Regions from separate parts of the Homo sapiens genome. Here regions 1, 2, 3 and 4 are each linked to region 5. Evidence: chromatin loops called from intact Hi-C (ENCODE). Cell type or tissue: heart left ventricle. All regions are shown on one strand. Each heading gives the region's core, and the rest is flanking DNA. Links, peaks and the distances in the headings are about the cores only. Region 1 holds the start of LOC105372027 (a long non-coding RNA gene). Region 2 has its middle 83 kb from the start of HRH4. Region 3 has its middle 28 kb from the start of HRH4. Region 4 has its middle 28 kb from the start of LINC01915. Region 5 holds the start of LOC105372028 (a long non-coding RNA gene).

Region 1 (6,627 bases), core at 544-5,543, 55 kb before region 5:
TAGAAAACATCAAGGGCTGTAGTTCATAGCCAGTTTGTAGTAAACAAGAATTCCTTTAAGTCTTGGAGGCTGCCTCAAAGGGAGAAGCCTTACCCAGCTGTGGGGTCTCCTGGCCTCCCCTGCACTGGCTCGACAGCACCAGGGCCAGAGGCACCTCAGGGAATTGTCTCTCCTTGAGCAGCTGCTGAAGCATCAGGCACAGGGGAGCGGGAGACAGACCTCTGGGATAGCTTTTGTGCAATGTAATTGAGGTCCGAAGCAGCATTTTTTCCTATTTAACCACAATGCTCAGACTCACTCCAAACTACCCCATCACATTTATTAAAGGGAAAAATAAGTGAAGAAACAAACCTGGGGTTATGTTTCATGGAAAGCTTGTCAAAGAAGAAAGGCTTTTCCTCCTTATCTGCCTGTTCAACTTGCAAGCGGACTGTTAAGCAATTAATATTTTCCAAGTTTTCACAAGTGTCCTGTAGAGAACTGGGACAGGAGCGATGCTTATTAAAAGAATGTGATAAATATAAACAATAGCAAAAGGCTTTGCAGTCAAGAAAGTGCCAAGCAGAAAATATTGTAAGACCAAAACAATCATGATAACCCCCTCCTCCAAACAAACAAAATAAAAGACATCACAGGCAAAATTCCTTCTCTCTCTCCCTCTTTTTAACTAGGGAAGGAAATCTTGCTTGTGAGCAGCTGAATTTTGAAAATCCTTAAGAGATTTATTAGAAATTGATTTGTAACTGCAAATTATTTTTTTCTTTTATCACTGCAATGTTCATTAAATGTCATTGTTATACAGTGCATCAACGGTGCATTAGAAACAGGCCTTCCATTTCTTTTTAGGCTGAGCTTGGCAAAAATTTAGATGATATCTGAAATATGAAAGTTTCTGTTGTAGCTGAATTGTGTCCTATACCTTCACCCCAACCCAATCTGACCAGTGTCCTTATAAGAAGAGGAAACTTGGAGATGGAGACACCAGGACATGCATATATAGAAGAAAGTCCCTGTAGGGATACAGCAAGAAAGCAGAGATCTGAAAACCAAGGAGAGAGGCCTCAGGAGAAACCAATTTGCCTACACCTTGATCTTGAAATTCTAGCCCCCACAACTGTGAGAAAATAAATTTCTGTTGTTTAAGTGCCACGCAGTTGGTGATATTTTGTTGTGGCAGCCCTAGCAAATTAATATAGTTCATTTTCCACCATATTTGATTGAAATTTGGATATAACAAAGAAGATCATAAAAATAGTAAGAATAAGATGCTTCTAAAAGCCAACTTTTGCTAACAGTTGAAAAATCAGGTATTAGATCATGGTTAAGAAACATGACACATATGGAATCACATTGGCCCCATCACCTGTGAGCTGAAGGTCTAAGGTGTTGAGTTGAGCTGAGGTGGGGCTTGCAGAGTTGGAACATGGAGCCTTAGACTCTCTGTCCCCTTAGGGCTTGTCCTCAGTCTGTCATCTTTCAATCTGGCAGGGGGAGGACCCTGAAATAGAAGGTCTTAAAGGGCAAGGGAAGAGTAGATTGAGGGGGTTTCCTGGTGGCAAGTGTTCCTGATGGGAAGTGAATCAGGGGTCCATTCTGCCCTCTCAAACACCAATCAGCATGGACAGCAGCAGTCTGGGTTGTGGAATGCTGCAATGGACAGCTGGAGAAATGGCCTCTCACTCACAAAAAGATGCTTAGTGGGCAGAGTGCCCTGGAGTCTCCTGGGCCATCTTATTTCTCTCTTTCAGGCTGAGGAAGAAAGGAAAAAGTATGGCATTCATTTAACTAGATACTCAAAGTGCTTCTATCTGGGCTAGTAACTCAGCTGAGGAAACAGCTGAGCACTAGCCTGTTTGTAGCCCCATGCCTGGAGGTTGCAGGTTGTCACAATTTTCCAGAAGCCAGCGAGAAAAGCCAGGGCATCATGTTTAGCTTGTACTCACCATCAGGAAACGTGTCACCCTCTCTGTGAGTGCAATGCTCATGCTGACCAAGGTCCTAGATCCAAAGAGTGAACCACTAAAATGAGTAAAATTGAGGGAGAGTTACAAAGACAGAGAGGAAAGGAGGGAGGGGGAGAGGGACAGAGAGGGAAAGATGGAGATTTAGAGAGAAACAACGAGAGACACAAGGAAAGCAGGCAGAGAATAAACAGAGAGAACCAGATAGCCTGGAGAAAAGCAAGTCCCCGTGCCAGGGCTGAGAGGCTGGGAGATCCTCACCCACCCACTTCGGATCTGCACTCATCCCCACCTCTTAGCCTGTATAACCCGTTGGAGCATCAAGGCTTAAGGAAGTCCGTGGAGCCTTGTAAATGTGATATGGTTTCTAATGGATACCCTGTGAATTCCCTGATGTGGAACAAAAAGGTTGTGGGACCAAAGTTAATATTTTTAGGTTTTATTTAAATAGGGGGTTATGCCAGGGATTCAGTCATGTGAGCTGGACATCTCATCCAGGTGGGAGAGTCAAATCAAGAACTGAATCCTGGGGGCGGCCAGCAGGACTGGGGGCAAGGCATGTTCATTCTTCCTAAATGAGTCTTTATTGCAAGAGTGCTGCTTTCTCTCTGGTGCTTGTTAAATACTGTATTTATGCTGTGTATTTGTATACAGTGGGATTAAGGGACCAAACTGAATTACTGATGATGGTTGCTTGAAGGGGTGTTTGACTAGGAGATTTACACAGCGTTCTTAATAATCTTTTTTATTTATTTATGGAATGTTATCATTCCAAACGTACAGTTCTGCCATCCCTTGGGAAAGATGCTTTCTGTTTGAGGGCCACCAGCTCTGCATGTTGATTTGAAAAGAGATAAAAGAGCATCTGGCCACCACAGCACAGGCTGCACTTCCCTCCCTCTTCATTATGCAGAGAGCTGATGCAATTTTTGCTTCTTTCCTATTTATACAAATAAAGACCACAATTTGGGAAATATGTCATGCTGGCATTAAACACCACCAATCTTGCTGGGTTGAAATGTACACGTTCCATTAACAACAATTATATTGTATAATTAAGGTTTTGGTCCCCAAAGTCTGACGTGGAAGCTTCCTCAAATACCGATGGGTTTATTGAAGATGTTAAAATAAATATACCCCTCCCGTTGCCCTCCTCCACTTCCCCATTCCTCGCCCCCCTTCCAAAAGCACCACCAATACCTGAGTCAATGACTTGGTCTGCAGTAAAAGTGGGGTTCAAGTGCCCTCTAGTGTAGCTGTGACTGTGTGGATATGAAAATAGAAAAGCTTTGAAAAGGCAGACAAATGCCTGCAAGCAGAATCATCGAACATTCCTGTACATTTGATGGGGCTCCTGTGTACGAGTTCCACATGATCAACACTGGGTGCAGGCAGGTGATTTGGACCCCTCAGGATGATGCTGTCCATACAATCTTGCTATAATGGTACTCTCCATCATTCTTTTGTGGGCCTCTCAGTTCAAGTTTATGTGGAAATTTCCCAAGGTGTATGCAATCTTGGCACACTCATGTGTAAACAGTTACAGGGAAAGGGCTAATGAGGTTCAAGCCCTTGCACCTGGGAGTGTCTCTTGACCTCCCCTCCCCCACCGCCCTTGCTCCCCCCCACTGCCAACCCCCACCACAGTCTTGGCACATTTTACTCTTCTGGCAGCTGGAGAGAGCTCTGACCTGTGTCTCATCAGTGAATGCTGGTTGTGACAATAATGAATTTCTAATGGCAATTAACACAGTGACAGGGTTTATAAATTATAGATTATGACAACACTCCCTGCGATCTGGTTTTTTCCTTTGAAGACCACCTGGCTACCAATAACGGTCTCACCAGCCAAATCCTGTATTTGTGGGCCAAGACAGAAGAAGAACAACAATGAAAAAAAGCTGGAAATCTTAGAGCAGACTCACATCTTAACTAGGAGAATACGTGCTGGCCCAAGTGCCCCAGGACTGAAGCAAATCAGACATAGGGGAGGAGGGAGAATGTTAGAATGAGGCACACCTGATTCAGCCGCTAAATAGTCTGGTTGGCTAAGAATCACAATCGAGGCATTTTGCCTTTCTAGTTTTCTTTGGTGAAGATCTGTGAGCATCCAAATGATATGAAGAGCAATATGGCTAATCTGCACTACTTCGTGAGTACATATATTCTGAAGAAAGTTGTAGTTGGGAAAGGTGAGGATGGGTCACTGCTCCATCCTCAGACAGGACTGTAGTGTGTGGGTGTGTCGATGTGTTTCCTTGCTGAAAGTGAAAATTGGGTAGATTTTCTTCCAGAATTGAATGATGGTGGAGGCATGATTCCTGGGTAGGCCTACACATATAGCACATGATTCTGTATTTAGTTACTCTTTAAATCCCTAGGAGAAAATTGGCTCAGGATAGAAAAGGGAAATATGTTGAAAATTTTGGTAGACTTCCTGGAAATGTGGAAGCATGCGCAATTTGTGGAGGTGATAATGTTAAGGGGATTGAACAGATAATAAACTCATACTAATACTAAGGTGAATAGGCAAGACGGATTATTTTGGGAGACTCCTGTGGCAGAAACTATTGACTACTTATCCCAAATCAACCAGTTCCTTCTTCCTTCTTAGTAGAGTACTGAATTTGTTTAGAAACTGGGTCTGTAGGAGCTTCAGAGACCCCTCCCTAGCCCTAGAGGCAAATATTGATTACAGTAAGACAATTGTGGGATGTGTACGGGAAGCCTCTAGGAAATGTTTCTCTTGAAATCCATAAAGGGAAGCCTGGGAGGAATACTTCCTCTTTGCTGGATGTGGCGTCTGCGTGTACCATCTGGAATTGCTGTAGCCAACTTACAAATACAGACGAAAGCTTTATCAACCTGCTGAGCACAGCAGAATGGAAAGATGCAAAGCACCCTGCTCTTGGGAACTGGCCACCTTCAGACTTCTTGCTACATCAGGTAACACAGTTCTCTCATTGTTTAAGCCACTTTCAGTTGGGGTTTCTGTTACTTGGAACTGAAAGCATCTTAACTGATACAACCACTATTTGAAACAGTGCATAACAAGAATGTTGTCTTTGAAAAATCAACACCATCAGAAGACAGGTGCTGATAAAGCAATTACCTACAATGAGAAGATCTTTAAGATCCCAGTTAGTTCTGACATATCATGCTCTAATCCGTGGATCTTTGTCATGGAAGAAAACAGAACAAGAAAAAAGTTCATGGAAACTTTTGGGCTAAACTATTGAACCCACCTTGGGTAGTGTGAGTAAAATGTTCTATATGTGTGATTCACACACTTGTGAAATTTAGACTTGCATTTCTTACTTTCCAAAGCAGAGAGTGAAACAGATCGATATCTCTGCTTAAGCAAACCAGTAATTATAATCGACAAGAAGAACTGTAAATTGTTTTCAATTGATGACTGAGTAATCACATGATATTTAAGAATTTTCACCCAAATGTCATCTTGAGCCAAGGTATGAGAATATGCCATGTGCCATAAGGATAGAGTTGATAATGTGTTTTTTGACTAATAATCATACATAAGTAGGTATTTTTTCTGAAAGACTTAGGCTATGCTTTGTAAGAGTGTACTTTATATTTATTAGGCAATGCATGTCATTAATTGATATAATGTTTACAAGTAAACCCTCTTTAATATACTTCAACATTGACAGCCTTGGTAAGGAAGAACAAATAACGTAGTCTGTGTATGTATACAAATAGGGTTTACTTTTTTAATAAAATAAAATTTAGGGAAGACTAATTAGATACATATTTATTTATAGGTGTATTGGTTGCAAGTAACAAGCAGTTCACAGAAAGCAACAATAATTGTAGGGAGACCTTATTCTCAGATTTTCCAAGTCTATTTCAATTTCAAATATTATTTACTATGGTGAGAACAATGCGTATTGATTTTTTGGTTTAGAAAATATGATCTGTCAGAGGACACATTTTGCATTAACTCTACCCTGCAGCAAGCCCTCACACTGTGTGTGGAGGGGAGGAAGGGAGCAAAAGGTAGATGTAGGGGAAACTTCCTGGAGACCCTGGCTCCATAACCCAGAGGGAGCTGCCCCCCTGGGCTTTTCCAGCACCCAGCAGGGGCTACCTGCTCCCTGGGGGCACTGGCAATGAATGCTCTTCTCCTGTTTCTCCTCTGCAACACTATGCTTCACCTTCTACTTCTGGGAAAAGGTTGCAAGTAAGCTTGTCTTCCTCACTGATTACTGCCCACCTGAAACTTGGGCTCCACCAGTCATATATTGTTCTGTGAGTGTGATCAGTGCACAGGAGGAAATGAGTTTGCAGGGAGCTCTTGAAGCAGATAACTTGAAATATAGCCCAAAGAATTGTGTTGGAATAGGTCCTCACTTCCATCTTGACTAGAAGTTTGGGGAGAAGGGGAGACATTTCACATTGAGAAGATGACATTTAACTTTAGGGAGGAATATCCAGAGAAGGAATGATTTTACAGGCAGACAGAGGTAGGTTTGAATACAGGTCTGATACTTGTTGTGTGACCTTGAACTTGAGCACTGTTGAAATCTCATGATGCCTATGCAGGGTTGTGGTCATCAGGATTGGCAAGATAGCATATGAGGAACTCAGCAAAGCAGCTGGTTCACTGTCAATATCCAGTAACTCCTGGAAAAGAAATCAAGGCAAT
Region 2 (6,627 bases), core at 1,049-6,048, 180 kb before region 5:
GTCAGGAGTGAGAGCTGGGTTCCAAGTCTTTCATAGCCTGGTCATCCCTTCCCTATATCCATTGAGGAAGTGGTCAACTTAGTCTTGTTCCACTAATCTGTGTGATCTGCAAATTCTCGTGTCTGCTTTTTGCCAAAAGGCAGAAATCACAGGCCCTTCTTGCTACCAAAGTGCTGGTATTTCTTCACACCTCAGTTACCCCAGGACCTGAATGCTCTCTTGGTGAGCTTAAATCATCACTTTCTTCTGCCGGCCTTTTGGGCTCCAAGGTTTCACCTCTGCTTACTCTGCTCACACCAGGGCCGTCCCAGGGCCTGGTCATCGTTCTCGTCATGGTCACGTGGTAGGCCTTGTTTCTGGCATTATCAAGAATCTGGTGACCTTCAAAGATCTGCCTGACACCGGATTCTCTCTTGCATTTCACTCTGCACTTCGAAGGCCAGTTCTCTATCCAATCCTTCATTATTTTGTCGGTAAATGGCATGGGTTGGCCCACATTTGGATGTGATTGATAATTGGAAGCAGCTTCTGTTGTTTTCCCCTCTTTTTTCTTTTTAGAGACAGGGTTTCAGTCAAGCGATCCTCCTGCCTCAGCCTCCCAAGTAGCTGGTATGTGCTGCTGTGTGTACACAGGTGTCTGCCACTGTGTCTGGCTAATTTTTAAAAATTTTTCATAGTGACAGGGTCTCACTATGTTGCCCAGGCTGGTCTTGAACTGCTGGGCTCAACTCCTGGGTTCTTCTGCCTTGGTCTCACAAAACTCTGGGATTACAAGCATGAGCCATGGTGTCCAGCAAAGAAAGCTGCTTCTCTAGTAGAGAGCTTTGGCTACCATATTACCTATGCTGTTCTGTTGGGCCTCAGCCTCTTTCTCCTTGGTGATTGGAAAGATAGTGTGTGTCCTATTTCCTTCAAAACAAGAAGACATAGCCCTGTGTGACAGAAGTTTATCAGATTGTGAGTTTTTTGGATAGGAACAATGTTTTCTTCATTGTTTTATACTCACAACCAATCACATAGAAGATGTGAAATAGATGTTTGCTAAATGAATGATGATATCTGGGAAATGTAGATGAATGAGTCCCTTATCTTATTTTTTACTTGTTTGGGATGCTGAGTGTTCTTTGCTGGAGGTATGGGGTAGATAGGGTGTGTGAGGGAATGGCAGGAGAGAAGTATATTGTGGTCAGAGCACTATGGCCTGTGCCATATAAGGCAAATAGAATCTATATGACATAAAAGGGAAGTAGAATCTATGTGACAATGAGAAACCAAGGCAGAGGTTTTAGATGCAAAAAGATATCGTATGTCTAATTATTTTAAAAGTTGTCTTGAAATCCTCAAAAAAACCTCAGAGAAAATTCATTTTAGTGGACCTTCATTCAAATCAGTTATATTCTGTATAGTGCATTTTATGTGTTATATAAGGAACGAAATGAAATCAAGTAACAGGGTGTGGCTGTCATCTATAACTAAGCATGCAGATGGCCCCTTTCTTTTGTCTCAGATTATACGTTTCTCTTTTCTCTGATACTTGGGCTTTTGGACCTTGAAAGGAATTACTTGTGAGAACTGAGGACCCACTTGGTTCAAGGATGCTGAGCTTGGGAAGTTGTGGGGATTATGTAACACATCAGAGGGCAAATGGCACTTTGCTAATAGGAGACCCCGTAGGGCAGGAAGATTGTATTGTACTCCTAATCAATCATTTCAGCAATTCTCGACTCTTACAAATCTTTATTCTGATCTAGACTGCAGCCCATCTGCACAGAAGATGCAGTAAAACCATTAAATAAATTCACACTCACACTCTTTCATTTATTATTGGCTGTAACATTGACATTACCATATTTCATGTAGGGAGAAAAGTATAATAATTATACTAACTATTTATATACATGTGCTCTTTCAAGAATTAACAATTTTCTGGTAATGGCCAAGAATTATCTTCTTAATACAAATGCGTTTCTGTTGTTATAAGACTTTCTGCTCTTTCATATAATTATAGCTTTAAGAAGAAATTGACTTGGATTTCTCTGTGTTTTTGTATAATTGGAATTCAGAAATATGCTTTTGCCAAGAATATCATGTTTTATTGCATTTTTTTGCAAGGTTATAGGATGATGAATTGGAAATGATCATTTTGTCCATTTTTTACATTTTATGTAAAAATGCCATTTGATGTGGTTTAAAGAGTCTTTTAACCTTTTTTTCCCTCCAAGGTGGATCTAGAGGACAGTGGTATAAGATTATTTAGACAATACCTTTAAGTATTTTGCTTTGTTTGCTAGCACTGTGTCAATATAATCAACATATTTAGTAGCAAGAGACTCTAAACAATAAAAATATCTTTCTAGGTAACTGACCCCTAAAATGATATTAAAGAAAATATATTGAATACTATTTAATATCATTTTAGGGGTCAGTTATGAATATTTTATTTAAAATGAGATAAACGATCTAAGTTACAGCTTATGCAAAACCATCTAGAGCATTGGGCAAAAGACCGTTTAGATCAGCCTCTGATAAGTCTGGCTGTTGAACCATGAGCTTAGGGACTGTCGCTTGTCACAAGCTCCTGTTCCATTCTCCCAGGCCACTGCTTAGTGGGTCAGCTACAAACACCACAGACTCAGTTGGCAAATTAGATAACTCAACATGTAGATTTTCAGTGTACAAACTACACAGAGATGGGATTTATACCAATTTAGCTCCTAACACTGCTTAACCCACACAGTTACCTTGTGCTGTTCCAGCCTATTTTATTCTGAGACATTTAGATCATTCAGAAACTATCCTTCTTTCTGATCTCCAGATGTGACCTCAAGGTGCAACCTCCAGATCCAAACTAGGCTGGACAGACCCACCAAATCCTTAACTGGCAGATCCTTTGGGGTATAATGCCTAGGAAATCCTCAATTCATTCATTCATTCATTCATTCATTCATTCATTCATTCATTCATTCATTCAAAGAGTCAAAAATATCCGAGCCCTTGCTATGTGCTGACATTGTGCTAAGTGCCAGGGGAGAAAAAGCAAATAAGCCCAGGGCCTTACCCTAATACAGTTCTCTGTCTGAGAGCCTTCAGCTGGGCTCATTCTTTCAGCTTTCTGTTCTTTGTTCCTGGTTTGACTTATGGAACACCGTCTCTCTCATTTTCCCGCTGTACACATTTATGGCCATCCTCACACACTGTGCTTCCCGTGGCAACTCATTGCTGACTCCAATTTGGCAGGTAGTTTATTGCCTGCTCCATTTTATAGATGAGGCAGTAGAGAGCTCTTTTTTCTATGCTTGAGCGAAGACTGTCTGCAGACATGAATGCTACAAGCTGAGAGGCAGAGGCCAGTGTTATCCTGAATTTGAAGACACAACATTCAGGCTTTTCTTGATGTTCAGAGGAACCCAAAACTGAGTTGTTCAAAAAATATTTTTTCTGGTATAATTATTTCTAGGTTGGGGGAAAAAAAAAAAAAATCACAAACCTCATCCAGGTGTAACTTAATTGACCACTGGATGTCACCATTGCTCCATATAAGTACTGTGGACGGCTGCTGGACGCTAGAATTTGGGAGCATTTGAAGGTCTGTCTCTGCATTTTTAGCACTCTTGCTTTGTCCAATTTGCATTATAGTCACCCCAGAGCTTCTGCAAAACAAGATGGGATTATAAATAAGCAACTCAACAAAGAAATAAAATTCATCTTACCAAGGAGTAACCATGGTTAATGATCTGATTTAGGTGACAAAGGGATGCTTGGGCACTTGCAAATCATCCTCAGCAAACCTGAGTGAAAGCCATCATTTTTCCTTTGTCTGGAAGTCTAGATTGTCAAGAGTCTGCGTCACACAAAGACTCAGCACAGTACTCACGGAACTGAAGAGTCACACTTTAGAGGTCACCTCTTCCAACATTCTGCCCAATGCCGGAAGCCCCTTAATCCCTGTCCCCATAGGACCCAGATGAATGGCTGCCTGCTTCTAAGCATCCCTGGAGAGCAAGCTCACAGATTCACCAAGCAGCACGTTCTGCCCCAGGAGTGCTGGAATAGAGCTGGACAGGATAGGGAGGTCTCTCTTCAACTCACACGTTTGCTGTTCCTTCATGGCTGCTGTGTGATGTTATATACTCATTAATAGAGGATGTTGTGGGAGTTTGGAGGAAGGGGCTTGGCCCAGCCCAGAGGGCATGAGAAGGAGCAGCCTTGGAAGGTTCAGTTCCTAGAGCAGTCTAAATGGGGCCTCAGGGGAGACCCTGGGCCTTTTGGCCTCCCCTAGATTATATAATGGAATGGTTGCTTACTCTGGCTGGATACAGACCCTGTGCTTTTCATGTAGATGCTCCTGGTAAGCATAGAAGGAACTCATGGAATTCAGCAGCGGTGAAATTTAATTAATATGGTTGTCTCCCCCAGGGCTGTGGATAAGGTGGATATCTCATAATAGAATCTTGGTTTTGTACTGGAGTCTGGTCTATAACTACAGGACCACTGCTATAGAAAGATGGCTTTTTTTTTTTTGGTGGAGTCTCCCTCTGTCATCCAGGCTGAACTGCAGTGGCGCGATCTTGGCTCACTGCAACCTCCGCCTCCCAGGTTCAAGTGATTTTTCTGCCTCAGCCTGCGGAGTATCTGGGACTACAGGTGCCTGCCACCGCACTGGCTAATTTTTGTATTTTTAGTAGAGATGGGGTTTCACCATATTGGCCAGGCTGGTCTCGAACTCCTGACCTCAGGTGATCCGCCCACCTCGGCCTCCCAAAGTGCTGGGACTACAGGTTTGAGCCATGGAGCCCAGTCGATAAATGGCATTTTAAAGCCAGAGGAAAGCATGACCCGTTCTGCTGTCATGCCCACTTCCATTCTTTTAGTGCAGACTGGGGCGGGAATATGTCTCCTTCTCTCCTCATTCCCTCACTTGGAAACCCAAGCAAGAGAGCTCAGAGCCCCATCTGGAGTCAGGAAAGATGGAAGAGGTGAAGAACTCCCTGAATTTTTATAAGGCTCCAAGGCCCTCGGAGACAAGATGCTTTTTATCCATTACTAATGGGCACTTGGCTTTTTCTTTGGCTCATTTCTGGTTCAGAATTTTAGTGAAATGACAAAGATCAGATGTTAGCTCTGGAATCCAACAGATGTAGACTTAATTCTTGGCTGGGCCTTCTTCTAGCTGTGTGACTCCAGGCAAATCACTTAGCTTCCTTAAACTTCAGTTTTTCCTTTTGCAGATTGAAGACAATGCTGATCATACTATCAACCATGAAGGACTGTGCTGAGGATTGAATGAGAATACATTCAGGCCACGGAACACAGTGTGTATATATTACACATGCTCCAAAAAGGCTAGCTGCTACTATGAAGTTGGATAAATTGACTCAGGAAAGGGCAGAATGAACTTGATATTGTGACTGTACATTTCAGAGAGGCCCCAAAGAGCAAATATTCAGATCACAGCATTCACTCCCGGAATAAGCATATTCGAAAACCCTTTCTTTGTCAAGCACGATACGTGGAGGGAGACTCATTCTGTTTCAGAAAGCTGAGAGTTAAGTGGCCAAGATAACCCCAAAAGACAATCCTAATAGATGTGGTGGACACAACAGCAGAAATATGGCCACAGGTGTCACATTTCCAGGTATAGCTACTAAATTTCCATGGACACAAATGTAGTGTAAAGACACATCTAATTAATTTTTTAAAATTTGCTGGATTCTGTTATTGCAAAACCCGGGAATTTGGACTATGGTATAGTGGTGGTTGCGTAAACATGGCGTCATACTTAGTTTCTTGAGCCGTTGCCAGATGTGCAGCTATTATGTAACAACACCCCTGAAAGGTGCTTTGAACAAATGGAACTTTCATGTTCCTTAACCATATAAATGTCTATGTTCAGAGCAATACAATGAAGATTGCCAGAAAGACAATTGCCCCAAGCACATTCATATTTCCAGCTGACTATACTTTTTCCATCTGAATGTACTTCCTGTTGTTCTTGTGGGGCTTTTATATAAATCACTTCAATTTTAAACCAGTTTAAACTTTATGTGAGTATATACTGTGTAGATTAAAAAAATAAGCAGAATCAACTTTCTTTTACTCAACTAATGATTGTAGTGGTGCTATTTAGATTGCATACTACCAACATTGTCCCTCAGGCTAAATCTTCCTTGACAAATGTTGGATGTTGAGCTATCACTTTTATCTACCCCATCTAAAATGATAGTTGCAGCCAAGATTTCAGAATTTATTTACCAGCAGCAAATTTTTACAACTATTCATTTAACCAGCATTATTGAGTACCTACAATGTACACAGCGTATCAGACATGAAATCACAAATGGAATTCCTCTTTTCACTTAGCAAAGGTCAACGTCATATTGTTTCAGCCAACCTGTTTGCTTACCGCAATGTAGAATACCATCTGCACAGAGACAAAGGCCTTCAGTGCAGGTTCCTTAGAAGAACAACTGTGGAAACATGTAAGTTTTACAACAAAAAGCCATTGAAATGATCCATGCTCTAAAGATATGCACCAGAAGGATCTCACCAAAAAATAATAACGAGAAAAATATTTTGAGCTCCCAACAAGTATATAGTGAAGAAGGAATACTTTCTTGCTGGGCACAG
Region 3 (6,627 bases), core at 695-5,694, 240 kb before region 5:
GCTAAGACAGAAGCTACTGAACATTATCATGCAAGAGAACCAACTTTTTTTTAAGGTCATGACTATTTCTCAATATTCATTGAGAAATGATTTAGTGGTAAAGATAATTGATTTTGAAATATCGTAAACTACACAACATAACAATAGTAGGATAGAGGCACCCAAGAGAGTAAAATTGTACTGTGAGAATGGAAGAGGAAGGGCATCGCAGGGAAAAACAGGCTGTTCTTAGCTATGAGCATCTTTCCCTGAATTACCTCATTCAGTCTCTTCAAGTTTCCACCTTGAGTCATATACTGCAACCTAAGGACTGCTTATGCACTTTGTATTAAATAGTGCCTTTTTAAAAAATGCATTTCTCCTTGCTTATGTTCATAGTCATTTCTTCACATGCTTCTACTTCTGTGAGGGAATAAAAGAAGAAAGGGGACCTTAAAGAGAACCAGCCCATTTGGTTAAAGATTAGTAGCTCTTGTGAAAGGATTAGTAGAAGGAGTCGGCTTTATCTCTTATTTCAAATTTCCAAACCGCCTGTTCTCTGCTCTCTTACTAAATTTCACAGTTGATCATAAAAGAAAACAACCTGCAAAATAAGTTTAGGGTAACTGTGAACATTTTTCTGATATTCACCCTTACTGAAACTTTCCAATAGGCAAGATAAAGATGTAAAAAAAAAAGATATGCTTTTTCCTCCATAGGAAGACACTTACCAGTTTCTTCTTAGATAACTGGAAACAAATGTTTTTAAAATTATTACTCTGTCTTTCCTGTTTCCTTGCCTCCAATGTAGGCCATCTGGGTCATGGCCCAGTTAGATGGGTGGTTGCAGGTTCTACGTTTCCTGGCCTCTCATTTCTGGAATCAAGTTGGTGTGAGTACAATTCTTATTTTGTATTTTTTTTCCATTTAGCGTCACATGGATGATCTGAAGTTCTGAAGGCCATATTCTTCTAGCCCATTCTCGAGACTGAGGAAAATCCCTGATGCTTTGAGACGATAGCCCCTAGCCAGGTTCATAGCATGGAGTGGTTACTAGGGGACGGGGTAGGCAGAGCCCTTGCCTTCAAGGAGTTAGAGATCGCCTGGCACGGAGTCAACAGGAACGTGAGCATGAATGTGCGCCGCAGTGAAGTGACATAGCTTGATTAATTGCTTCTTTTATAGTACTATTTGTAGGGACGCAAGAGAGGGCAGTGCTGTACAGCTGCCCCACTGCAGAGCAGCCCTGCTTGGCCCTGTATCTTTTCAGGCAACCCAGTCCTTCCACAGCAAGGCTGTGTAGCTGATGTCTTGGACATTGTATAGACAAGGCTTTGACTGGAGAAGGCTGAAATAGGATTTGCATGGATAATGGTAATGCAGAAATTTAGGTACGGTACTTACTCCACCAGCACAGGGATGAATGGCCTCATTCCTTAGAAACAAATGGATGAAGAGAGTAGTTGACTTGCCTCCGGCAGCACAATCAGCAGGTGCTGAAGCCAGAACTTGAATTCAGGGATCTGAAACTTGAGTCCAGGTGCTGAAGCTTCATCCCACACTGTCTCTCGACTCTCAGGGGGCTCTGTTCACACCATTCTCACATAGGGAAGTTAATAAGACAGAGCATGTAGAAAGAGGTGACTGGTAAGTGGACCAAACAAAAAACTGAATCAAATCAAATCAAAACAAAACAAATCGCCTGGGCGTGGTGGCTCACGCCTGTAATCCCAGCACTTTGGGAGGCCAAGGTGGGTGGATCACTTGAGGTCATGAGTTGGAGACCAGCCTGGGCAACATGGTGAACAAAAATTAGCCGTGCGTGGTGGTGAGCACCTGTAGTCCCAGCTACTCAGGAGGCTGAAGTGGGAGGATCATTTGAGCCTAGGAGGTCGAGGCTGCAGTGAGCTGAGATCACCCCACTGCACTCCCGCCTGCACCACAGAGAGAGATTCTGTCTCAAAAAAGAAAAAACAACAAACAAACAAACAAACAAACAAACCCCAAACAAACAGGACCAAAACTAAAAAGCAAATCTAAATCAACAAAATCCCGAAGTTAGGTCTTTCCCCCATCCATGTCAGCAGTCTCTGTGTTGTCCACCAGATGTCAGTAGCTCCACATAGTTTTTCTCTGTTCTGGTTCTGTCTGTGCAGCTACTGAGTACACGGGTAGGGTTGTTTTGTGTTACAATGTAAAGCAGTCTGATCACAGCACCCCACTCACTTCTCAATATTTTGTATTAAATTAAACTCAGAAAATCAGTTAAGGCTACATAAACGCCCTAAAAAATGATAAAACAATGACTTCTCCTTCTCCCCTGCTAGAAGGTAAGGCTGCCCCAGGTGCTCACATGAGGGCATACGTGCACACACACGCACTTCGCTGCATCCACCCCCACACCTGCCCTCTCCACGCGTGACACACTTCTGTTCATCCACACAGACACAGGCCCACACCAACCCACACATATCCACCCCCAATATCCACTCCACACACCACACAACCCACCCCATCCACCTCCTATCCACATTACACACACACACACACACACACACACACACACCTCGCTGCCCTGTGACATTACAAACCAGAATCACTTCTTCAAGAATCCCTTAAAATCCCCTGAGACTATAAGGTAAGTAGAAAAGTTTTTTCTGTATCTATGTCATTAGTGTCATTCCTGAATCTTTCCTAACAATATTAAAAACTACCGGCTTTTTTTTTTTTTTTTTGATGAAGTCTTGCTCTGTCACCTAGGCTAGAGTGCAGTGGCATGATCTTGGCTCACTGCAACCTCCACCTCCCAGGTTCAAGCGATTCTCCTGCCTCAACTTCCTGAGTAGCTGGGATTACAGCCCGCCACCATGCTCGGCTAATTTTTGTATTTTTGGTAGAGATGGGGTTTCACCATATTGGCCAGGCTGGTCTCGAACTCCTGACCTCAGGCGATCCACCCCACCTTGGCCTCCCAAAGTGCTGGGATTACAGACATGAGCCACTGTGCCCCAACTAAAAGCTTTTGGCTTTTTAAAAATAGCCACACTCCAGGACCTCCACAACTTTAAAAAAATCTTACTTCCTCAAAATCCACTGAAAAAAGGTACTTCTTATCTTACCCATTCACAAACCTATGTCCATCTTTCCTAAACAATTCTTCTGTTGGCATTTCTCTTATATCTACTCTTACATCCCCAGTTCCCAGTGAGCTCTCAAAGTAGCTGTCTATTTCTTAGTAAAAACCACATGTTAAGTATCCAGTAAATTCAAGATCTCTAACTTCAAATATCTCCCCAGAAGCAGAATTTTCAACTTCTATTCTTTTTTTCCTTTACGAAAGCACCATCTACTGGCTATAGTTGGTATTGTAGCTCAGTTCCAGTTAATGCCCAACCCCAAAAGAAGCAACAGAGCTTCTTTTGTAATTAAATGATCAGGGTATAAACAGTGATACGATTTTTATTACAAAAATAGTTTCTAATTTCATATTACACCATTTTCCATGAATCTAATTCACATTTTATTTATTTATTTATTTTGAGACAGGGCCTCGCTCTGTTGCCCAGGCTGGAATGCAGTGGCACAATCTCAGCTCATTGTAGCCTCCACCTCCCGTGCTCAAGTGATTCTCCCATCTCAGCCCCCCGAGCAACTGAAGCTACAGGCATGTACCACCACGCCTGACTAATTTGTGTGTATGTGTGTGTGTGTGTGTGTGTGTGTTTTGTAGAGACGGGGCTTCACCATGTTGCCCAGTCTGGTCTCCAACTCCTGAGCTCAAGTGATCCGCCCACCTTGGCCTCCCAAAGCGTTGGGATTACAGGCATGAGCCACTGCGCCCGGCCTCTCATTACACATTTTAAGTCGTTATCTTTAGCCATGGGGTGACTTCCTTCTTGGTCACTGAGGCAGCATGTGCATGTTGGGGTGACGTTTACTGTTTCTATAAGTTGTACCAAAACATCTACTTAACCTTTTACATTTGTGCCATTCCTTCACATAAAGACATATGGTACCCCTTCCCCATCAAATCTTTATCTTACCCCACATATTTTATATTATTTAAATTGGGTCATCTGTTACACTCAAATTTTTGCTTTTATGAAACTCTGTCTTTGATAATATAATAGATGCTAATGGGGGAAATAATGTATGTTTTGGTGAAAATTGTTCTAAGGTCAAATTTTCAGGATTGATCTATTTCATGATGTAGGCATTATTTATAATTCACAAAATAAGCCTATTTCTCTTTTTTTAGACAGACTCTCACTCTGTCACCCAGGCTGGAGTGCAGTGGTTCGACCTTGGCTCAATGCAACCTCCACCTCCCAGGTTCAAGTGATTCTCCTGCCTCCGCCTCCTGAGTAGCTGGGATTACAGGCACGTGCCACCACGCCCAGCTAATTTTTGTATTTTTAGTAAAGACAGGGTTTCACCATGTTGGCCAGGCTGGTCTCGAATTCCTGACCTCAGGTGATCCACCCACAGTGGCCTCCCAAAGTGCTGGGATTACCGGCGTGAGCCACCATGCCCAGCTTGGCTTTTTAGATTTATTAAAAATTGCAACTGACTAGGGACAGTCCCAGATAGTGTTAATAGAGTTAATACGTTCATTCCATCTCTATCAATATGTGTTTTGTATACTAAAATCTTATGAGATTTTGTTCTGTAACTTGGGAAAGAGAAAGAAAAATATTTTGGAGAAGAAAATCGGGGAATAAAAGTGGGGAAAAAGGAGCTGGGAAGAAAGAGGAAGAAAAAGAAAGCAGTGTATAATGTAATTATCTTCCTGGCTTATATTTGAACTCCTCTGGATAGAGGAATGATGACCAGAAGTTATGAATTATTTTATAAACACAAAAGTTGATAAAACCTTTCAAAAGACACTTTGTGATTCTCTTGGCATAACAGAGCTGCCTTAGTGACCAGATGTCACAATGTGATACAGAGCCAGAGAGGAAGTCATTTTTGTCCATGATGCAAGGAACCCAGCATTTTGACAACCCAGATGGAATGTGGAGCTCCCATGGAAGAAACGTGTCATCTGGAGGCCTGCATAACCACTGCATTCTCCAGATGGGCACTGGAAGCGCTGAGGCTTCCCACCCAGAAGGTCCACGTGGTGGACAAGGGCAAGTGACAACCAGAGCCACGACTCAAAAGAGGGTGGCTGCTTCAGGCTGATTTCCTTTGACAGACTGGTTTATGGACGTGTGCAAGGGCCTCTCTTTGGGAACTGTCAGAAATGACAGGAGAGATACAAGAAGGTCAACGTCTGGAAATCCGACAAAATGGGCTTAATTCATTGTAATTTTGTTTGCTTTTAAAAAATTAAATCTCTGTCTATATGTGTATATATACATATTTTAAATACATATATATTTAAATACATATATCTGTATTTTAAATACATATATCTGTATTTTAAATACATGTATATTTAAATACATATATCTGTATTTTAAATACATGTATATTTAAAATACATATATCTGTATTTTAAATACATGTATATTTAAATACATATATCTGTATTTTAAATACATGTATATTTAAGTACATATATGTTTTTATATATACGTATATTAAAATACATATATGTATTTATATACATATAAAAACATATATGTATTTATATATACGTATATTAAATTACATATATGTATTTATATATACATATATTAATACATATATGTATTTATATATACATATATTAATACATATATGTATTTTATATATACATATATTTATTTATTTAAATACATATATGTATTTTATATATACATATATGTATTTTATATATACATATATGTATTTATTTAAATACATATATTTACATACATTTATGTATTTTAAATACCTCATTAGGTATTTAAAATGCATACAAATATAAAATAAATATAGGTATTTGAAATATATATAAAAATATAAAAAACATATAGGTATCTTAAATACCTAATGAGGTCTGGGATATCTGGGCAATGTCTATTAGCTTAACTAACAGCGTCAGTGATAACCCTTATTACCCATGGTAAGAAGCAAGCGGGTATAACATGGATAATTAGTACGTCCAGAGGAAATGGAGAGGGCATAGAACCCACTCGAGCTTCTATATTCCAATTACTTCCGGGATTGCGTGGATAAATAACATGGCTGTAAACAGGGGAGAGGGGATGAGAATAGTTTAAAACCCATGCATGTAGCTTGACTGATTGGTTCTAGAAGTTACCAGGGCATTGATCAGGGTTAGCGGGGCGCTTGGCTGATTCCTTCTGCAAAGCACATGCTAGTTTTCACACTTGCATGTGAAACGTCTAAAGCCATATCAGAACTGAGACAGGAAATGAAAGGTGATAAAACCACAGCCCCCCACTCCAGCTCCGCTCTGCACAGCTGCTCTGCTTCTTCACACAGGCCGACTTCAATGGAAGCTCGATGCATGCAGAACTGCCCAGGGACCTGGCCTCTTCACCTCATCACATTTTGAGGTGGGCAACACCAGCTTTTGAATCAGGAAGCAATTTGAAAATCAGTCATGTTTGGATCCCTCAGGCCTGGTTTCATCTGATTAATAAGCTCTGCTTTCAAAGCTCCCCCTGGACAGTCTCCCTCCCCAAACCCACTCTCCAAGTGTCTGCAAGCCGACTC
Region 4 (6,627 bases), core at 653-5,652, 130 kb before region 5:
GATGTGGGAAATAAAATGATGCCTTTGTCCCAGGTGTCAATATTACAAGGACATTCTACTACTTCTTGGCTCTAATCAATTAGGGACGGTTTGCCTTCTAGATTCTCAGCTCTTCAACTTTCCCCTGAACCCTACTCTCAATCTAGTATGAGTTCAAAAGGACCATAGAACCTTAACCCACCTTGTGCCAGGATGTACTCTGGTGTTCTCTGGGGGTGGCATGAATGCCATATTTGAGAAGGAGCCCCACTTTCAGCTGGGCCTGGTTGGGGAATTGTATAAACAAGTGTCGATCTACAGAGTGACAGCTCTGGGAAATGAGACATTCAGCATATCTTCTGCCACTGTGGAACTTCGGGGTGGGAGCAGGTACATCTCATGGGACAAGGAGAGTGGGTTGGGTATAATAAACTCAGGTTTCCTTAATTTACTTGTTCTTCTCTAGGAAAAAAGGATGGGATCACATGTATTGATACATGTGTTATGTGCCTGGCACTGAGCTAGGTTTGATAGAATTTTGTCTTCATAAAACCCTCCTAGGGAGGTGTTCTTATCCCCATTTTACAGAGGAAGAAACTGAGGCCTTGAGAGAGTAAATGGCTTGCCCAAGACTTCACAGTCCGGAAGAGATGAGGCTGATAGTTGAAGATGTCCTTTGTTTACAACACTGTTCAGCCTCTTCTGTTCAACAGGAGTCAACTGCTAAAGGGCCAACAGCACTGCATCAGAATGTGCTGCAAGTCATCCCAGTCAACGCAACCCATGCCTGCCACAGAGGCACCTGCTGCCCCCGGTACCTGAAACTCTCTACTGCTCCAGGAGGGAACAGGGCTGATTCAGGACACAATGGCAAATTGATCATTTTTCATTTTCTTATAGCCCCCATCACTGCCCTCCTCTTCCTTTTCAATATTTCCACTTCTTTGGCGTTGGGGTATCCAATGCCCCTAGTGCAGAGAAGCAGCCTGACACAATGGGGTGTCTGTGGGTTTGGGATGGAACCCTGGCTCTGCAACCAACTGGGAGACCTCAGGTAAGCTTCAGTTGCCTCATCTGTAAAAACGGCAGCAATGGGGTCTACGTCACATTGGTAGTCTAGTCATAGAAACTGGCATACGCAGCAGAAACTCATCAAATGGGACTCACTTTTTCTTAGCTTGATCTGCCTACAGCATTGCTTCATGACCTTGACCTCTCGTCCTGTGTTCATAGCTGTGTCCAAGGCTTGTTCATCATACCTCTCCCCAATCTTGATTAGTTTTCCTAAGGCATTTGTGACAATTAAAAGTGGAATGGGGCTGGGTGCAATGGCTCAACCTGTAATCCCAGCACTTTGGGAGGCTGAGGCAGGTGGATCAATTGAGGTCAGGAGTTTGAGACCAGCCTGGCCAACACAGTGAAACCCCATCTCTACTAAAAATACAAAAATTAACCGGGTATGGTGGTATACACCGGTAGTGCCACCTCCTTGGGAGGCTGAGGCAGGAGAATCACTTGAACTTGGGAAGTGGAGGTTGCAGTGAGCCGAGATCAGCCCACTGCACTCCAGCCTGGGCAACAGAGTGAGACTCCATCTTAAAAAAAAAAAAAAAAAAAAGAATAGGTAGCTCTTTCTGGACATATCTTTGTATCTTTGCATTTGTTTTTCTAGAAATAGTAACTTAGCCCAAAGAACGAATCTCTGCTGGTGATATTTAAAGCAAAATGATGGTCCACTGAAGAAGATATTTCTGAGCAGATATTTACTGATTCCTAAAATCTTGATGATGAACTCCTTGATGCTCTTCAATATAATCCATTCTGTCTTCTGTAGCTGGCTCTACATGTGAGAATGTTGATGGAAGCTGGAGAAACATATTACCAAACACATTACCATCTTAAACCTAGAACTCATTTAGTTTCTAAACTCTCTCTGTGATTGTATTGTTTGCATCTGTCATTGTAATACCAGTAATCCTTAGACCTAAGCCTCACTAATACAATTAAAACTAGGGAATTATCAGACTGGGAGCTCATTTCATGGTGAAATGTCATGTACTTAACAGTTGCTGATATCTTGTAGCTAACTTTTCACCTCACCTCCACCTGAATGATTTTTATAACCAAACTGCAGTGCATGACCAAATTAGCGATTACTGTGTTTGGGCAAATATGACACATCTCATTTAATGTATATCTTAGTGTGAGACCAACCAACCTCTAAACACACAGAATCTAGATCAATTTCTTTTAAATGAGCACATAGTAATTTTTGTCTAATCACTCTGGAAGAAATAGAAATGTCTGCAATTGCTTTGGAAATTAACCCCACACATGTGCCTGTCCACACACATACATACACACCAAGTGCCATCAAAGGTTACAACTTCTGAATTTTCATGATAATCTTAAAATTGGCTAGGACTTTAGCAATTATTTAATCTGAAGCGTGAAGAAAATGAGGTTTGGGAAAGGGAAGGAAAGCCTGAGTTTGCACTGCTAGTTAGTGATACTCTTTGTCTAGTTTTCCCCCGTGTCCAGTGACACCTATGTTCTTCCTCCTTTCCCCTCTTCCCTTGAGTTCCATGCCCTTTTCTAGACATCTTCTACTAACTACACAACTGGCTCCCCCACTTTCTTTAGGTCTCTGCTCTCCCTTTGCACCCAACATAAAGTGGTGTCCTAACCCTCAGGACTCCTTAGTCTCCATAGCATTTACTCCCAGCTTCCAGCTTGGGGGTTTACTACCTAATGGCTCCAACTAGAATGTAAGCCTCATGAAAGAAAGGACTTTGTTTTGTTCACTGAAAAGTCTGCACCACTGACAACCATGCAGGGTGCACAATAGGTGCTCAATAAATATCTGTTGAATGAATAGACGGGCATCAACTAGTGAGAGGCAGAGACTGCAGAAATGAAGGTGAGCAAAAGTCTTCTGCTATCATGGAGCATTTAGCCTAGTGAAGGAGTCTTGCATTGGCAATCAGGTGGGTGTGATACATTCTATGAGAGGAATTACAAGAGGTCACAGAAGTGTACAACAAGGGGTTTTGACTTGGTCCTGGGGTGCTTATGGACAATAGTGGGAAAAGCCCATGCATACACTGTGTATGTGTTGTGATTACTGAACCAGACTTATAGAACACATTCATCCCTAGTATATTTGAAGATGTTTTGTCAAATGACAAGTTGATTAGGCTTCTGTGTGACTACCTTAGTCTCCAAATAGGCTATGTTTGGTGATTTAAGAGCTTAGCGGAGACACGATTATCCTTTAGATAAGATTGTGTAGGGATACATATTCTAAGCATGGAATCCACCATTGATCCACTGGATTTTTTTTGAATGAATTTATTCCAATGGGAAGGTGGCACTCAAGTTTTCAGTATCTCCCTGGGGAATTCATCTGGGCGAGCAGACTACTAAATGAATGACTACCAAATGAGTTTTGTCTACCAAGGGTCTACCAGAGAGACCACATGATGTCGCTGTTGCTTAAATATATACGAAAACTCTTTTGTGAGGATTAGTTTATAAAGGAAGTTTCAGGAAGATGGAAAAATGTTATTCCAATAAGAGAAACACTTTTATACACATAAAAGGCATTTTTAAACGTAAAAACAGCTGACTTATATACCAAAGCCTCCTTTTAAATTTTTATTTATTATTGTTTTTCCTTTACTCAGCAATATCAAAACGGTCTTGATGTTACCTGATAATTTCTTCTGAAGAATTTAGAGTGCCATTATGTCTAAATATCTTATATATTTAAAACTTGAGGAGTTTTAAAATATAAATGTTTCATTGAAACATTATAAAATTCAGAAGAATACAAATGACACGTGTTGTGAACAGAGGGTTAGAATTACTTCATTTTCTGCACCTGAGACCCTCTCAAAAAATGATCACCAATATGCATAGATTACATCCACCTACATTCCTCAAATCAACATGATTTACTTAATGTTAGTCTATCGCCTGCTTTTAAAAACTTTTTCTCTCCTTTTGCTTTTCTTTCTCTCTTACTTACTTTTTATTTCTCAGAGAATTTTTGTTTCTTTTATCATTTCATGGATTTATTTTGTTAGTTTTAGTTCATTCATTTCTCAAACATTTACTGCATACCTGTTATGTGTAAGATCATATTCTAGGTATTGTAAAAGACAGAAAGTAGGTGAACATATCATTTCCATATACAAGACTCTTACAGTCTTGTAAGATTGAAGACAAATTCACAAAAATAACAGAATGAATCTTTATTGCATGTCAGACCCTCTACCAAGTTTTTAACATGTTATCTCACTTAAACCTCATGATATCTCTTGTTAACTTCATTTTACAGGTGGGAAGACTGAGATTTAGGAAGGATCAATAATTTGTCTAAGGTTAAACAGCTTGTGTATGCGGGGGCTGAGAATCCAATCTCAGTACATTTGGCCACAGAGCCTGAGATATGCTTTTTTAGACTTGCAGTAATATTAGGCAAAATAAGGCAAGTGTTAAATATAGAGGTTCAAAGTGCAATGGAAATTCATATCTGGGGAGGTTTTATGGAGGAAGTGGCATTTGAGTTTGGCTTTGAAGGATGAATAGTATTTCACCTGGTAGAGATGAGAAGGGGGTCTCTACCAAACAAAGGTTTAGTTCTGGCTCATGGTATATTTACAAGCTAAACCAACAAGGGTCTTGGTTCCACACATTGACTCAGGGACCCAAGCTGAAGGGCTACTGTCTTATAGTTGCACACTATGGAACATAAGCAGAAGAGAAAATGATGCGTGAAAGTTGTATTGCCTTTGCCCAAAATTGACTCATGTCACTCTGCTCACATTTCACTGGCTAAAACCAGTCATATGGTCCTGGTTAACTGCAAGAGGGCTGGGAAATGTAGGGAACAGATGGAATATTAATGAACATGCTGTCTCTTCCCTATTATTGTGCTGCCTCCCTGGAAATGTGGAAAATATGCATTATTATCCAGATTTAATCAGTGGATAGACTTGGGTACAGAAAGATTAAGTGACTCACTCAGGATCACGTGGTCACCTTGGTCATAGCTACCAAGAGCAGGTAGCATAGGCAGCTACTGACATAGCATTATTCCAGGAGCCTTCCTACCATCCCCCACTCCCAGGTCTTATTTCCTCCAATGATTGGTTGGAAAAGATGGAATTTCTACAATTTCAAATGATTTTCTTTGGCTTAAGTCCTCAGTACCTTGCAGATCAAAACAGCCTTTGGAGAAATGCCATACTGAGCCTGACCTGTTCAAGCCCCTTTTGGAATGATGGGATGTGGGTGGTGTTTTCTAGCACAAATAAATAAATAAAATAAGCCAGCAAATATAATTTAAAAATGACAGTCATTCTCATTTTAAGCCTGGTGGTTCCCAACCTCTTCCAGTGGAAGATCAACTTACAGGAGGGCATATTTCTCTCATTCACTGGGTATAACTCTGTGACTAGCCTATCGGCAGTACCTGGAAGACCATTTAAAGAATGAGACCATTGTTGTCTGTGGTGAAAGGAGAATTTGCCTGTTGCAAGTGACATACCATGCAACTCTCTTCCAAACAGCAAGGTGCTTACCCATGTGGAAAAAAAAAAAAATGAAAGGAACAGCCAGATTTGGTTACTGTCGGAGCCACATGATTCAGAGATATCCTTGTTAATGACAGTTGCACAGCTGGATAATTAATCAAAGAATGAAGAGAATATAGCGCAGCCTAATGCACACAGCTCCATCCAGTCTCTGCGGGATCAGGCCATCATCTGTTTATTCTCCTTTGGAATGGCTTGAGAATATTCAATTATTCAATAGCTCCCCTCCTTGCTGTGATGGGATGTATGGTTTTTAATTGGCACCAGGGCCTTTCTGCTCCTATGAACTTTGCTAGTCACTCTTGTGATTCTAGTCCCTGGAAGCATGAATGTTTATCTTTATCTAGAGCTGGGTTCAAACAATGCATCTTGAAGTACTGATCAGCTTTTAAAAAGCAGTTCTGCCAAGTGATTGGTGGCAAAATCATGACAAAATCTGCATTTCAATTTTGTCCTTTTTCTTCCTACCTATGTTGTACTTGCCGTAGAACACTGGATAAAAAGTCTATCTGTACCATGAACTTTCTCTGCCATTATAGTTAATTTTGTAAATGTTGTCTTTTCCTTAGGAGAGATTTTGGGTTTTAATATTAGGCTGGTGCATAAATATTTGCCCATTATGGTGTGTTTCTTTGAAGTGCTTTCTGGAGTAGCAATTTAATATTTCTGATATATAAATACAATGTTTTTTCAAACTTAAGACAGAGATTATTATAATTGTACAGAGACATTTATTAAGACATAGATTACCACCTATTTTAGGGCCTTCAAACATAAAGTTACAATGAAATCTCATTAAGTGGGCTGCTTCTACTGCTTTTACCTCTCTAAATATTTGCCCTCTGTAGTGGAATTTTTCTCCTTCAGACGCAAATTTTTCCAACCTTCTGTGTTAATTAACTCAAAATGTTCTTTCCCCGGCTTGGTCCCTGCATGGCTCTGCTAGTCAAGATTCCTAACACTTGCCTGCCAACACTTAGTGTTGCTTCACTGCCTGATCATTTCAAGAGTAATAACTTATCACAAGTCCAACTCCTCAGTCGGTTTT
Region 5 (6,627 bases), core at 1,070-6,069:
AAATGTGTCAATAGGATGGTGCTGTGTTTAATTAATAAATGTTTCCATTTAGGGATTAAACAAATTCTAGCTGTGAAGGAAGCCATCTTCATAAAGCCAGGTATTTCTGAATTAGGTTGGTGGATTGGGTTTATTATCTCGCTAAAAGCTTCATTTAATCTGAAACTATACATCAGAGGTCTCAGATTGACAGCCTGGATCCAGCCCACAAACATGTTTTATTTGGCCTGCACAGTGTTCTAACAAACTCTCTTGTTATCATTTAAAAATCAGAGATCTTGTGCAGCAATATAGATTTTCTAATTTGAAGATCTCACAACACAGCTTTGCTTCCCTGAGGCAACAGTTGGCCATCAGCCCTTTAGAAGGTCCTGGAGCTCTGCTCTCCAGCTCACCTCAGTCCTTGCCTAGCCCCACCTGATTCGCTTTTTAATGACCACCTGGCCCTGTAGACATTTGATTTCAAGATTTTTTGGGACTGTGAATTTCTCTAAGGCCAGGTGGCTACCAGGGGGATAAATTGGTCATCAGTGGAGGATTAAGCTGCATGTATTTATCATAAAAGAACTTGGATCAAATAAGAAGTATTTGAGCCAGGTTAGAGAATAATATTCTGCATCCAGAGTATATATCAGTGAAATCATTTAAAACTGAATTTGGAGAGATTTGGATAAAAAGTGTTTGAGCCAGGTTAGGGAATAATTTTTTTCATCCACAGTATATATCAGTGAAATCATTTAAAACTGAATTTGGATAGATAGGAGGAATAAGTTCTAGTGTTCTATGCCAGTGTAGGATGACTATAGTTAACACTAATACATTAAATAGTTTCCAATAGCTAGAAGAAGGATATTGAATGTTCCCAGCACAAAGAAATGATAAATGTTTGAGATAATGGATATGTTAATTACCCTGATCTGATCAATATACATTATATGTATCAAAACACCACTATGTACTCCATAAATATGTACAATCATTATGTCAATTAAAACAATTTAAAAAATTTTTTTAAAAATCTAAAAAGCCAAAATGGGGGTAGATGAAGAATAGCATTGCTGTATCTAAAATAATTAAATTGAAATAATATAACTGCAATGTATTTATTCATTTATTGTTCATTGATTCACAAAATATTTACAGATCGAGTGTTTCTGGTTCACCATCATCTCTCTCTAGGACCTGAAGTTCCTCATATATAATAACCATAATATAATAAGTATTCTATACCTAATAAACTCTCCCATATACATTCTGTGGATAAATAAATGAATGAATTGCATCCATATTATTTCATTGCTCTAGAAAATGAGATAACTTGCTGGGCAAGGTGGCTCACGTCTGTAATCCCAGCACTTTGGGAGGCCGAGGCGGGCGGATCACGAGGTCAGGAGATCGAGACCATCCTGGCTAACATGGTGAAACCCCGTCTCTACTAAAAATACAAAAAAAAAAAAAAAAAAAATTAGCCGGGCGTGGTGGCAGGCGCCTGTAGTCCCAGCTACTAGGGAGGCAGAGGCAGGAGAATGGCGTGAACCTGGGAGGTGGAGCTTGCGGTGAGCCAAGATCGTGCCACTGCACTCCAGCCTGGGCGACAGAGTGAGACTCTGTCTCAAAAAAAAAAAAAAAAAAAGAAAGAAAAAGAAAATGAGATAACTTACTTCCTCAATTTTCCCCCTCCCAGCAACCCTCAAATTTCTATTTTAATTGATTTAAAATTACTATCTAGTGTATTAGTAAATTTTTTCACACTTCGTTAGTGAAAAAAAAAAGAATTTTAAAAAACCAACCTGAAATATTAGACTTTTTACCTGTAACTGGGTCTGAACAATCTAGTTCTCATAAAGCAGAAAAAACCGAAACTTGTGGAAGCAAGCAGCTTATTATCATGAAGAAGACTTCAGCCTTCCAGTTTCTGGATGAAACTAGGGGCAGTAATATTAGAAACCCGAGTGGACCCTTTGCCTGAGAAACATGTTCATCTCTTAGTAATTTGGACTAGAGAGCATGCAAAATATGCATCAATATAAAATCAACTAACACAGATTCCAGGGTCACAAGCCCAAATAACAGTAAGATCTGTAAATATCAAGGAAAACGTAGATTTAAAATTTCAGATCAGATTCATTCCTCCACTCACAGCTTATACATATTGTGGTCAGAAGCTGGAAGTAAGCCTATGCTCTAATTAACTCTGCTCTGGGAGGCGAGGCTCTCACGAGAGAGAGGAGAGAGATGGGGGTGGGGGGTGGAGAGGATTGGGAGCACTTCAGAGAAAAGATCTGAGAGAAAAGCCTGGGACTCTGCCACCCAGCTCCCTGGCCCCTGGGAGAAGCCATGGCAGATATTTGGGATGAGGCAGCATGCTGGTCCCTCAGCAGCATCCTTATCACGTCAGCTGTGGTAAGTGATATTCTTGATACTTGCTGTTTTGCCAGAAGTTAGAATATCGCTTTTCTCTTGAATTGATACATGCTGCTTAGAAGCCACTGGGTTTCTTGGCATGTCTATTTAGAATTACAGATAACCCAGTAAAAATTTTCAAACATCATGTAACATGTATTATCAATCCAGGCACGTGTAGATATTTGGACTCACGGAGACAGAGGAGTGTCATGGAAAAAGCATTGCATCAGGAATCAGGAGGCCTGGGGCCTAATTGAATCTTTGACTCTAATGTGATTTTAGCAAGGGGGCTTAACTGCACGGAGGCACTGTCTTCTCTTCATGGGAGACCATCCCCGATCATTGCTGCTATCTCCATAAATCCCAAAGGGAAATGATACTCAGTCTATTCCAGAGCTGCAAGACTTACAATCTCCCGGTCAGGATTTTTAGGCTCTAATCCATGTAAGAGATCCTGGTCTTTTAGCAGAAATAGAAATGTTCTCAAGTAGGGCACGCTGTTAGAGAATTTTTAAAAATAAATTGGGAAGTCATTGGTAATTTGTAGTAAGAAGAAAGACTTGTTTTATAAATCAAAATGCCAGAGTCTAAAACGAGCAAGAATTCCAATTGCTGACTATGAATATCTGAATACAGCACTACTTTCTAATTGCTTCACTTGCTACAGAGAGAAATAAAACTGTGAGACTGTGAAGTGTATAAAGGATTCTACCGCTCTCCCGGGGCTTGGAGACCCACAGATTGGAGAAAGTAAGTGAGTGTCTTTCTGACCATTGAATCCCTCACTCTCACTGCGAGTTAGAAAGCTCTAAGGACTTTAATGAAACCAGTCTGCACGTCCTAAAAAGTACTGAAACAGCTGGAGAGACAGCGCCACCTCGTGTCCACCTAAAAAAACTCCCTGGCAATCATCTTTGCGGAAATTGGCCCCAGTAACTTCCATGAAATAGGGCAAAGAAAATAAATCCATCAAAGCTGACTGGATAACAGAGAGAAATGCCAGCTGAAAGCATTTTTGACTGTTGATGACTTCAAAAGCCAGGAAACTTAATCCTAGCCTTATGTTTCTTTCTCCGTGCCCAAAAGGCAGCCGAGCTCGTCACTAAACCAGCGGAGGTGAAACAGGTCACTAAGTTTATAATGTAGTTGGTTACTGGCTTTCATTTTTTCTCTGCATCCTGGCAGCAGGATACAGGCAGCTTGTTATAACTTAGAGGGGGCTCCTGGAAAGCCTGCTTGCTGGGTGTATTTCTGTAGGCGTGGGCTCACTGGGAATATTATTACCTCATGGAGTCACGAGTTTAATAGCATTTCTTCCACTTCATTCAGCACAGCACCAAGTTACAGTGACTCTGGCTGCAGCACATTGCAGACACACATTGTTCCCTGCAGCATCACGTCTTCACGGTCCCATGTGGGTCCCAACCGCGCTGCCTGCTCTTGCACACATGCGCCATTCTCACACCTGCAGGCTCTCTGGCGGGGTCTTCTCCACCTCCTACATCCCTAGCTGGTTTGCACCTCTCTCTACCCCTTTTCTCTCCCTTATTCTCCTACCTCCCTCTTCCCGCCGCCTTTCCTTCTACTCTGTCATAATGACTATCATTTGCGGCACCTGCCATCGCTTTGCACATCATTTGCCACTTGAGATATTTCTGCGTCTGTCTCGCAGCTTAGGAGACTGTGGCTCCTGGAGTTGAACACAATCAGGGGAGAGGAGTGCTCTGCTCTCCTCATGCCGCTTGCAGTCTCCTGAAGTCCTTGCCACCGAGGGAGCTTCACTAGCAATTACACTCCTGACCACCCGATGCCCCTCTGGCTCCTCTTAGAAGAGGAGAGGAGTGATTTCATCACCTGGTGAGTTCCTAAGGAGAACAGGGTTTGTGCAGCGCAGTCCCCAATGCCCTGCCCCCTACAGGAGTGAGGCCACCTGCAGACAGCCTGCATCTGGTGCACCTGTTCCTTCTCCCCATCTGTACATTTCACGGGGCCACTCCGTCCCTGTGCTGCAGAGGAATGGGTGGGGGAGGCTGTCCAATCTGGAGGCTCAGGGGTGGAGAAGCCCACCCCACAGATAGAAACCATGACCTCCACCATCAACCCTGTCAGTAATGAAGGTATTTTCATTTCCCACCTCTCTTGCTGCAGACCTTTCATGTGTTCTTCACTGGGACACCTTGAACTCTTAACACTTAGGAAAACATTTTTTTTCTAATCCAGAGCAGAAAGTTTGGAAGTTTAAATTCTAGCTTCACATGATTCAACCCCAAATGAGGTTTTTTTTTTTTTCTTTTTTAATTCGAACCAATTTGCTGCGATGTAGAGAATGTTCTGGATTGGCGATCAGAAGGTACGGGCTCTACACAGGGCTTGGAGCTTTCCAGCTTTGCAGCTTTGAGTGAGAACCTGCTCTAGGCTTCGGTTTCCCCATCATGGCTTCTGTGATTCCAGGATCAAGAGTTGGCCATTTAGAGGTACCAAGAAGAGGTGATGCTCACTTTTTAAGTCCTTCATCTACTTGAAATGAGCTACTGCTTGTTTAACTTTTCTCTTTTTGGAAAAGTTAATGCTTTTTCCAGAGACAGCAAATTCATGGAGCATTTGTCTAGGACTCCCCCCCAATCCCTTCCCCTTCCCCCAGCCTCTATCACAGTTAAGAACAAGCCTCAGGCCTTCTTTATTTGTTGTTATTCACCCCGAGCATGGAGCTGCCAGGATGTTAGATTTTTTTTTTTTGAGCCCAAAATTGGGACACTTGGATTAACAAATTATTTTTTATTTGACTTGTAAATTTGTCCCAAAGTTACCCGCTTTGAATCACATCGAGGTATGCATTTACTACTTTGGCTTTATTGAGAAGAATGACATAATGTGAATTGTGGAGAAACTGTAGAGCTTAAAGTCACCTATAGGAAAGTAGAAGAGGCAGCAGTTCCATGGCCTCTGTTTTGCAAAGACAGGCAAGAATAGGAGGTGAGAAAGGGATGCAGTTTGTCCCCTCCCAACTGCAGCCTCACTCTTCACCTCAACCTCACTCTAGTTTTAAGATATTTTAGTACCATTTTGAGTTATCATTTCCCTTGAAATAATTACTTGCTTCCTAAGACCTTGATACACTGAACACTACCCATACCAGATACAATCTACATTCTGAGTGGCCAACACCATATTTTCATCCCAAGTTCAAGTCCACCTCTCTTGCCACAGAAAAGAATGGGCTCTGTCCTGGACTTACAGGCAAGGGAAGAATTGGAGTGGAATGTGATTCATGGGATGCATGTTGGTTTTGATGCCATTCTAGAAAATTGACAGATATTGGCTCCTTTGTTCCTCCTTTTTTCTTTGGTGAATTCATTTCTCCTCTCTGGTTAATGCCATCTATATGCTGTTAATTCCAAAACTGGTATCTCCATCCTGGACATGTCCTCCAAGTTGCAGATACGTGCGCACACACACACACACACACACACACACACACACTATATATATATATATATATATATATATATTTATAAATATATATGCATATAATTATTGCCTCCTCATCAGGAGGAGGAAACATTTGGATGCCTGACAGGAATCGCAAAGTTAGTAATCCCCAAACTAAGCTCCAGATATTTTCCTCCCATGTCTGCTCTTTCCTAGCCTTCTTCATCTTTCATCTCAAAAAGTGGCTTCTTTCTGGCAGCTTGGGCCAAACCTTGGAGCCGTCTTTGACTGCTCTCTCTCACATCCCGTATCTGATCTGTCACCAAATCTGGTCATCTCCACCTTCCAATTATACCCAGGTTTTGATCATTTTCTTTACTTTCCCTGCTGCTACCTTGGTCTCAGCTGTCCACATCTGTTGCTTGGACATCTACAGTAGCCCCTAGCCAGTCTCCCTTGCTGCCTCCGATCCCTCTCAGCCCAGCAGCTTACATGATCCTGTTAAAACACATCAGATCATAGCACTCTGCTGAAAACCCTTCTGATGGCTGTCTATGTCATTCAGAGTAAAATCTGCTACATTGTACTCTTAGCTGCCTCTGTTTCCTCTCTGCTCTCATCTCCTCATTCTGTTTCTGCTGCATTGATCTCTCTGCTTTTCTTTATGCTAGGCATGCTCTCGCCCCGCATCTGTGCACTGACTGGGTCCTCTGCATGGATGCTCTTTCCTTGGAGTCCATGTCGCTCACGCCCCACCTCCTGCAGCTCTTTGCTCCAATGCGTGGCCCTCCT

Evidence for each region. Peaks named below come from ENCODE experiments on the same cell type or tissue, not always from the same donor. Only the 100,000 strongest peaks of a DNase experiment are listed, where the experiment ranks them.
Region 1: it touches region 5 in a loop (1.9-fold over the local background); 6 of 110 quality-filtered maps call a loop at or near these places.
Region 2: it touches region 5 in a loop (6-fold over the local background); 41 of 110 quality-filtered maps call a loop at or near these places.
Region 3: it touches region 5 in a loop (6-fold over the local background); 73 of 110 quality-filtered maps call a loop at or near these places.
Region 4: a loop joins it to region 5, with 17 times the contacts of the local background. A loop is called at or near these places in 94 of 110 quality-filtered maps.

Annotation. Positions count from the first base shown.
Region 1 is chr18:24,669,553-24,676,179 of GRCh38, forward strand. LOC105372027 (a long non-coding RNA gene) reads right to left here and starts at 2,033. Exons shown (of 5, transcript XR_007066315.1): 1 at 1,944-2,033; 2 at 1,685-1,749; 3 at 1,364-1,498; 4 at 352-480. In heart left ventricle, for the core only: a CTCF peak has its summit at 3,209 (motif pointing left); no DNase peak of the experiment used is centred there.
Region 2 is chr18:24,540,731-24,547,357 of GRCh38, forward strand. No RefSeq gene overlaps it. Among named protein-coding and RNA genes, the nearest start is that of HRH4, 83 kb to the left of the region's middle. In heart left ventricle, for the core only: a CTCF peak has its summit at 3,504 (motif pointing right); no DNase peak of the experiment used is centred there.
Region 3 is chr18:24,485,760-24,492,386 of GRCh38, forward strand. No RefSeq gene overlaps it. Among named protein-coding and RNA genes, the nearest start is that of HRH4, 28 kb to the left of the region's middle. RefSeq lists a silencer at 6,222-6,281 and an enhancer at 6,462-6,627. In heart left ventricle, for the core only: CTCF peaks have their summits at 2,078 (motif pointing right) and 3,336 (motif pointing left); no DNase peak of the experiment used is centred there.
Region 4 is chr18:24,596,795-24,603,421 of GRCh38, forward strand. No RefSeq gene overlaps it. Among named protein-coding and RNA genes, the nearest start is that of LINC01915, 28 kb to the right of the region's middle. In heart left ventricle, for the core only: a CTCF peak has its summit at 3,455; no DNase peak of the experiment used is centred there.
Region 5 is chr18:24,723,602-24,730,228 of GRCh38, forward strand. LOC105372028 (a long non-coding RNA gene) reads left to right here and starts at 2,180. Exons shown (of 3, transcript NR_134604.1): 1 at 2,180-2,403; 2 at 3,074-3,156. In heart left ventricle, for the core only: a CTCF peak has its summit at 3,288 (motif pointing left); a DNase peak (open chromatin) is centred at 3,265; H3K4me3 peaks cover 822 bases.